Regions from separate parts of the Homo sapiens genome. Here region 1 is linked to region 2. Evidence: chromatin contacts called from ENCODE Hi-C or POLR2A ChIA-PET data. All regions are on one chromosome and are shown on one strand. Each heading gives the region's core, a stretch centred on a gene start or an enhancer-like site at or near the end of the contact. The rest is flanking DNA. Distances are from core to core; before and after follow the strand shown. Region 1 holds the start of C1QTNF5 (C1q and TNF related 5). Region 2 holds the start of THY1 (Thy-1 cell surface antigen).

Region 1 (2,700 bases), core at 1-2,500, 82 kb before region 2:
TGAACTTGCCGGTGACGGCGTCGTAATGTCCCTGCTCGTTCACCAGCACGCGGTCGAAGGGCAAGGGTGCGTCAGACGGCGGAGGCACCCGGCTCTCGGAGCGCTTGGCGCTGAAGGCGGATCGCGGAGGCACCGAGCACTCCCCGGCAGGCCCGGTGGGCCCCGCGGGTCCCGCCTCTCCTCGCGGCCCGGGGTCCCCTCGAGGTCCCGGCAGTCCTGCGGGGTAAGCGGGGCGGCAGGGTGAGAGTAGCGGCGGCTCAGCCCGCAGCGGGGCGGCGACTCTAAGGTCACCGTACCCCTCCCCGCCCCTGCCTGAGCTTCGGCCAGCGCCTCCTCCCGCACGGGTACCTCCTCCACCCCTTCCCGCAGGGCAGATCTGGGGGGCTGGCCAAGGGGGCTCCCGCCGCCTGGGCCCCTCCCCCGCTCAGGGCTGCAAAGCGCGGGGAGTGGCGCCCCCTGGCGGGAGACCCGAGTCCCGGACACCGGGAGCTGGAGCTGCGGCCGCGCCTGCTCGGACATCGCCACCGATAGCCGCGGCGGTGCCTTCTTACCCGGCCTCCCGCCCTCGCCTTTCTCTCCCGGAGCCCCGGGCGCGCCGTCGCGGCCGTCGCGGCCATCGCGGCCCGGCAAGCCCTGGCTGCCATGGTGGCCCGGCGTGCCTGGAAGGCCGGGGTGCCCCGGGCAGAGGCTGGGGATCTTGTTGTCGTCCAGTGGGGGCGAGCCGGCCGCCAGGCCCAGGAGCAGCAGGACGAGGAGTGGCCTCATAGCGCTGGCACCGGGAGCCCGGACGCCGGGGTCCTCTCGCAGTCTGTGGACCAGGCAGGACTGGAGTCGGGACCCAGAATCCTGGGACCTGCCTCTCTCCCCACCCCGGCGCGGCCCAGTCGGTCCCCACCCCACTGCCGTGCCCCTGAGGCTGAGCGCTCGCAGGGCCGAGCATCCGGAGAGCACAGGCAGGCGCGAGAGGGTGGGAGCGGCCAGCCCTCCCTCCCACCGCCGGCCCGCGCCAGCCTTTCCCACAGTCCCCTCCCCAGCCCCTTTCCCCTCCTCCGCCAGACTCACCCCCCCTCCCGGCTCCCCGATGGCCTCCTTCGGGGCGCTCGCTACTCCGGACCCTCCAGTTGGTGGTGCTCCAGCCCCCGCGCTTCTCCCCGGCCAGGCGCCCCCTGCCCTGCCGTCACCCCAGTCCTGGTTCGCTCCCTGCCGGCTCCGCTTTCCTCCTCCCAGACTCCAAGAGGAAACCAGTTGTTCAGGGGCCAAGAGCTCCCGGACCGGGAAATAGCTGGGAAATAACTCGTGGTGTCGCCCGGCGGCCGGCCAAAGTTTAGGGGGAGAAAGGAGGGGGAGAGAGACTTGAGCTGGGCACAGAGAGGCAGAACTTCGAGAGACGGACACACAGGGCACCTCCTGTTCCCAGGGCCAGAGGAGAGGCAGGGCAGTGGCAGAGACCAAGGACCAGACCCCATTTCAGGGAGAAATACGCAGAGAGATGAGGGTGGAGAGTTCTAGAGGCAGACAGCCAGTTGGATCCCTAGGGCCTAGGACAGGGGCCTGCCACATGAATAGATGCTCAGTACATTTTTGTTGAATCAAGGAAAAGGTCAGAAGGCAGGCGATGGAGAAGCTGAAAAAGCAGATGGAAAGGGGAAGAGGCCTGGATGGGAAGTGGTCTCGATTGTCCGGTGGCACAGTGTGGGGCCAGTCAGCAGCCTGGGACCGGTAAAGGGACAGGAAGGAGCAGGGAGGGTGGTAGGGTCCCATGAGCCCCAGCTGAGGACTTCTCTTCCCCCTCCCTGGGAGCCCCAGAGAAGGATGGGTAGAGACCCTGCTGATGCTCCTTCCTTTGTTCCCCTGCGTGCCAGCCCTGACCGGCAAAAGAGGACGGGCAGGAAGAGGGCAGGGGCCGGCTTCAGGGTCAGGGCTGGGCACAAGCTTCCAGGTCAGCTGCCTCTGGCAGCCTGTTGCAGTTGAAGGGCCAGGGGGTGCCCAGTAGTGCCAGGCCAGACTGGCACTGGTGCTCCGCTTCCTGGCAGACAGAGCGGCAAGGGGGCAGAACACTGCCTAGTGGGGTGCAACGGGGCACAAGCAGCCCACACAGGAGCCTCCGGAAATGCTGGTAGCAGGGCAGGCTTGTCAGGCTCTGCGGAGGGAGAGTGGCCTTCAGGCACCTGCTCCCAGGCTCCTCCCCTCCCAGGCCCGCCCTCCTTCCCTCCACCCAGAAGACCTTGTAACCGCTGAGGACCTCTACCACCTCCTCCTGGGTGATCATGCCCACCCAGATGTTAGGGAAGGCTGTGGTGTTGTAGCTCAGACCGAGGCACATCTCCACCTGGACAGGCTCACAGGCCAGCTCTGCAGGGGTGGAGGGGAGGGCCACTGTGGGGACTGCTCACTGGCTCTGTGGCCTGTGGCAAGTCACCGAATCGCTCGGTCCTGTGTGTACATGGGTCCAATGGGGGTGGTTGTGAGGAAGCAAGAGGATAACAAAGAGACAGGCTGTACACACTCTGAGGATCCCTGCCATCCCTGAGAGCCTGCTCCAGCATCGCTTGCCAGCCCTGGGCATCATGCAGGCACGTCTTTAATCTCAGGGAACATGGGGCACCCGCGTTTGCAGGGACTGCTTGGGCATCTGGAAGAAACCCCCTGCTCTGTGTAAGAGGATGCCTTCATCTTTGGTGTGGGCTGTGGAAAGGGGCT
Region 2 (4,267 bases), core at 29-2,528:
CCAGCCCAGTTTCAATAGCCACCCTGGATAGGCTGTCTGCCTGGTCTTTTTTTGTTTTTTGCAGCCTTGGCTGAACCAACCCTTGGCGAGGCGACGCGGAGCCGGTAGTCTAGCCTATCTGCAGAGCAGTGCTCGCCCAGGAGAGGCCACAGAAGGGGCGTGCACCCGCGAGAGCGCGCAGGGCATTGCCTCGGTTGAGTGCGCCCGGGTGCGCAGGGCGCACCACTAGACGAGTTCAGGGTCCCTGGCGCTCAGCCCCTTGACGGGTGAGGCTAGGATCCCGCGGCGGCTGCAGCTACAATCAATGCTCTCTCTGTCCCGGGGTGGAGCTGCTGCCCTGAGCCAGATCCAGGAGGAAGGGGGGTCGGCATCTGGCTTTTGAATCGAGGACTCTTGTTTGAGATGTTGTGCGGGCTTGGGATCTAGGAGGGGAAGGGGGAGCAATGGCCAGAGCAAGAAAGGGAAGAAATGGGTCTGGGGCTGGAGAGGGTAGAAGAGCCAGGGGAGGGGTGGAGAGCGGCTGGGGAGGTGCAGTCTGTATTCATTTCCTCTGGTCTGTGTCCTCAGGCGGCTCCAGACCCAGAGAAGGTCTGCTCTTCCTCCCTCTCAAGCCCCCGGCGGGCCTCATCCTTAATCCATTTCCGTATTCCAATCCTCTCCTTTCCCAAATGAGTCCCCCTTCCCCCTCTCTCATCCTTTTCCAGCTCTCCCCTCCCCCGTCCGCCCGCCTTCCACCCAGTCCCCGCCTGCGGCACTGCGGCTTCCTTCTCCTCCGGTGCCCCGCACCCAGCCCGCCGCGAGGTCACCCGGCAGATTCCCTCTAGCTCGCCATCCTCCATCCTCTCCCCGCAGTTTCATCCGTCCTCCTCCCCGCCTCTGCGAGCTGGGTTTGGGGACGTCTGGGTGGAATGTAGACCCACAGGCTGTCCTTGGTGCCCTTCCTCCCTGTTCTCCAGCGCCCCAGCCCCAGACACCAGTCCCCCAGCGGGCGAAAGCCCGGGAGCGCCTTCCCCGAAAGACATCAGGGTGCCACGCGGCCCCTGCCCTGCAGAAGCATCCCCCTCCCGCCCCTGCCTGGAAAGCAGGCCCCTCCCTAAGCTCTGCGCCCTTCTTCCCTGGGCGCCCTCGGACCGTGGCCCGAAGCCTAGTGTTGGGAAGTCTTGCATGGGCGCCTGACGGCGGTCCCCGAGCCCCAGGTCCCACCGGCTCCAGTTCCCACCTGGACTGGGGTCTTCCGCTGCTGCAGCCTCCTCCAGACGCGCCGCCGCCTCCGGTTGCTGCACCCAGCTCGGAGCCCGCAGTTTTCACCGGGGATGGAGGAGAGGGGGAGCGGGGAGCCGGGGGCTCAGCCAATCAGAGGCGGAGATTGGGGGAGAAAGGACGGCAGGGTGGGGTGGGGGGTGGGGAAGGAAGAGAAGGCGGTCCCGCATTGGTGTGAGAGTGGCAGGTTGCGGCGGAAGGGGGCCCTCACCCTGTGGCTGGCAGGCCTGGCCAGGGACGGGAGGGTTCGGGACCCCGGGGATCAGGGTGCGGCAGCCCAAAGAACATTATCCTCCTCCCTGAGCCCCGCAATGGTTGTTCCCCTTTTAAGGCTTTAACCCTTTCTTCTGACCTATTCTTCAGGAGTCTGTGGGAAAACCAAAGTGTAAGAGGTGCAGGATGCAGGCCGGGAGCGCCCACGCCTCCACATTTCCTTTTCAGCTGGAGCCCACCTCCTCCGGAGCCTCCAGTGAGAAGTTTTGGAATATTCCAGTCTTTCTGAAAGGAAGCTGGTTGGGTGTTTTTCAGTGTTGGAGCAGCCCTTCGGAAGCGAGGCAGGTGCTGGACCCACCCTGTCCGTCCCTGGTCCCCAGCCCCATTTCGCCCCCTCATCTATTCCAGAGCACCCAGCCCTTCAGGGGGCTGCAGGCGCTTTTTGCTCTGGGCATTACGTCTTCTTCAGCCCCTGGGCTGGCACCTTCTGGTCCAGACAGCTGGAAGGTTCTTCTGGCTTTCCTGAGTACAGTCTGCTTGTTTGGTCTTCAGACCAGGAAGGGAGTGTTGCCTTTTAGCAGGCACTGTGCTGGGCACATTACATTCATGGCGACCTTTAACCCATGGCCGCCTGCTGGGTTCATCCCATCTCAATCCTCACCTCCTGTCTTGGCTGGTAAGTGGGAGAGCTGGAGAACTGACCTGGGCTATGGACCCCAGCTCTCAAGGGTGAGCCATTCCTCTTGCTCATCCCTGCCTAGTGGGAGAAGAGAGAGAGGAACTCTGGGAAAGAGGAGGAGACAGCACAAAAAGGACTGAGTCGAGGCCAACTCCTGATCACCTGGGGCACTCCTGATAACCCACCGATTGGATGTCACCAGAAGCCCTAGGCTCATTTTTAGAGACAGTGCTGATGACTTTCTCTCACTCACAGGTGTAGTGAATTTTTTTGAACTAACGTTTATTTGATTGATTTGTATCCTGCCAGCCTCTTTATGAATTCTGATCACGACATTCTGTGGGCCTCCCCAATGTCTGCCTGCCTGTTCTCCTATTTCTTCATGGAAGTCAGCCCTGGCACCTTCCCTGCAGTTTCTGATACTGCAGTGGCACTGTTGGAAGCCACTGTTGGAAGCTTGCAAGTGGGAGGAGATTCGCTTGGTTTCCCAGCATTTAGGGTGATGGAACACTCTAACTGGAATGAGCCTTGCAGATGGTTAAGTCCAAAGGAGCTATTCACTTTGGTAAACTGCAGAGGTTTCTAGGGCATTTTATGAAAAATGCAGCTGGCCTTGCCCACCTAGGACCTCCTTAATCTAGTACTAGAGCCAGCTGAGTCTGCACTTTTCTCACGCTCCCCAGGATCTGGGGACTCTAACACATGATCTGGTAAGACTGTCCCTCTTCATAGGTGAGCTAACCTGGCTTCTTGTTTGTAGGATACTTTTTAAGGCCATGAATGTCCTGGCCCCTGGCTGCTGACTTCCCTCCTCCCTCCAACTCCATCCCAGCCATCTTCCCATTCATCTACCTGATGCATTCCAGACACACTGGCTCTGGCTTCTGTCTGCCTCTTCATGGCAGCGCACTCCTTCCTGCTTAACAGCTTTCTGATTCTGAGTCCAGGGATCTTAACTGCAGAAGGCATCTGGGCTCTGCTGGCTGAGGCCCTGGATGCTCCGTTTCCCACTCTTTGGCCCTGTCTCTGAGTGTTGCTGGGTGGAAGGCCTAGCAGTGCTATTTTGATAAGGTTATGAGGACCTGGCCTAATTTCTGGGTCCCCAAGCACCTTGCTTTTAGGCAGGGGAGGGGAGTATAGACTGTAGAAGGTGTGGCAATTCTGTGTCTGCCAAGCAAGATCTCTGATTGGATGGAATTAATGGCTCTGATTAGACATCTGAGGTCAGGGGATAGAGCACAAGGTGGTGGAGGGAGGAGATTTTAAAACTCCATTTACTGTGGATAGGATCGGAGTGCTGAAACCAGCAAGGCTTTAGAGGAATCCAGCTAAGGCAAGACTTCCTGCCAGAAGACTGCGGCTGCCCTGTTGGTCTCTTAGATCTCTCTTTTCCCACCATCTCCTGTTTTCCCACCCAGAAACATATGGGGATAAAAACTCTTCTAAAAACACACAGTCCTTTAGCATGACCTAGGGACTGCCAGCCATTCCCTCATTTCATCAGATTGTCTTTCTAGAATCACAGAGGTGACTACAGTGGTCCCATCTTTTAAATTTTATTTTATTTTATTTTTGAGCCAGGGTCTCACTCTGTTGCCTAGGCTAGAGTGCAGTGGTGCAATCACCACTCACTGAAGCTTTGACCTCCTGGGCTCAAGTGATCCTCCTACCTCAGCCTCCTGAGTAGCTGGGACAATAGGCACTTGACACTATGCCCAGCTAATTAATTTTTTTTTTTTTTTTTTGTAGAGATGGGATCTCACCATGTTGCCCAGGCTGATCTTGAACTCCTGGGCTCAAGTAATCCTCCCGCCTGGCCTCTCAAAATGCTGGGATTACAGGTGGGAGCCACTGCACCTGGCTTGCCCCACTATTTTATAGCTGGGACTTGAGGCCCGAGAAAGGTAATGATTTGTCAAGGTCAGACAAATATTTTGAAGCATGGTCTGGACTATTAGATCTTAAGTCTCCTGACTCCATGTTCCCACTGTGCTCTCCAGTGCTCCCAGGGCGGACCCTCAGATCTCTGCTAGACTCATTTCCCTGGTTCACGGTGAAATAAGTAAAACGAGGACAGTCCGGGGTACTCTGAACATAGCTGTCAGGTTATCACCT

The links. A loop is a pair of places that touch in the nucleus more often than their neighbours do. ChIA-PET counts read pairs that join two places held with the same protein, here RNA polymerase II (POLR2A). Pooled maps may share reads with other maps.
Region 1: POLR2A ChIA-PET joins it to region 2 with 14 read pairs in activated T-cell. The contact joins the promoter of C1QTNF5 here to the promoter of THY1 in region 2. A Hi-C loop is called at or near these places in 2 of 50 pooled maps. POLR2A ChIA-PET finds 5 or more read pairs at or near these places in 11 of 52 experiments (AG04449, AG04450, BJ and 6 more).

Annotation. Positions count from the first base shown.
Region 1 is chr11:119,339,633-119,342,332 of GRCh38, forward strand. C1QTNF5 (C1q and TNF related 5) reads right to left here and starts at 1,251. Exons shown (of 3, transcript NM_001278431.2): 1 at 1,063-1,251; 2 at 552-808; 3 at 1-216. The coding sequence starts at 765. It overlaps MFRP (membrane frizzled-related protein), which reads right to left. Exons shown (of 15, transcript NM_031433.4): 12 at 2,225-2,352; 13 at 1,063-2,140; 14 at 552-808; 15 at 1-216. The coding sequence ends at 1,916. RefSeq lists a silencer at 370-469.
Region 2 is chr11:119,421,894-119,426,160 of GRCh38, forward strand. It overlaps THY1 (Thy-1 cell surface antigen), which reads right to left and starts at 1,279. Exons shown (of 4, transcript NM_006288.5): 1 at 1,220-1,279. All of the region lies in intron 2 of USP2-AS1 (USP2 antisense RNA 1), which reads left to right. RefSeq lists enhancers at 25-591, 592-1,157.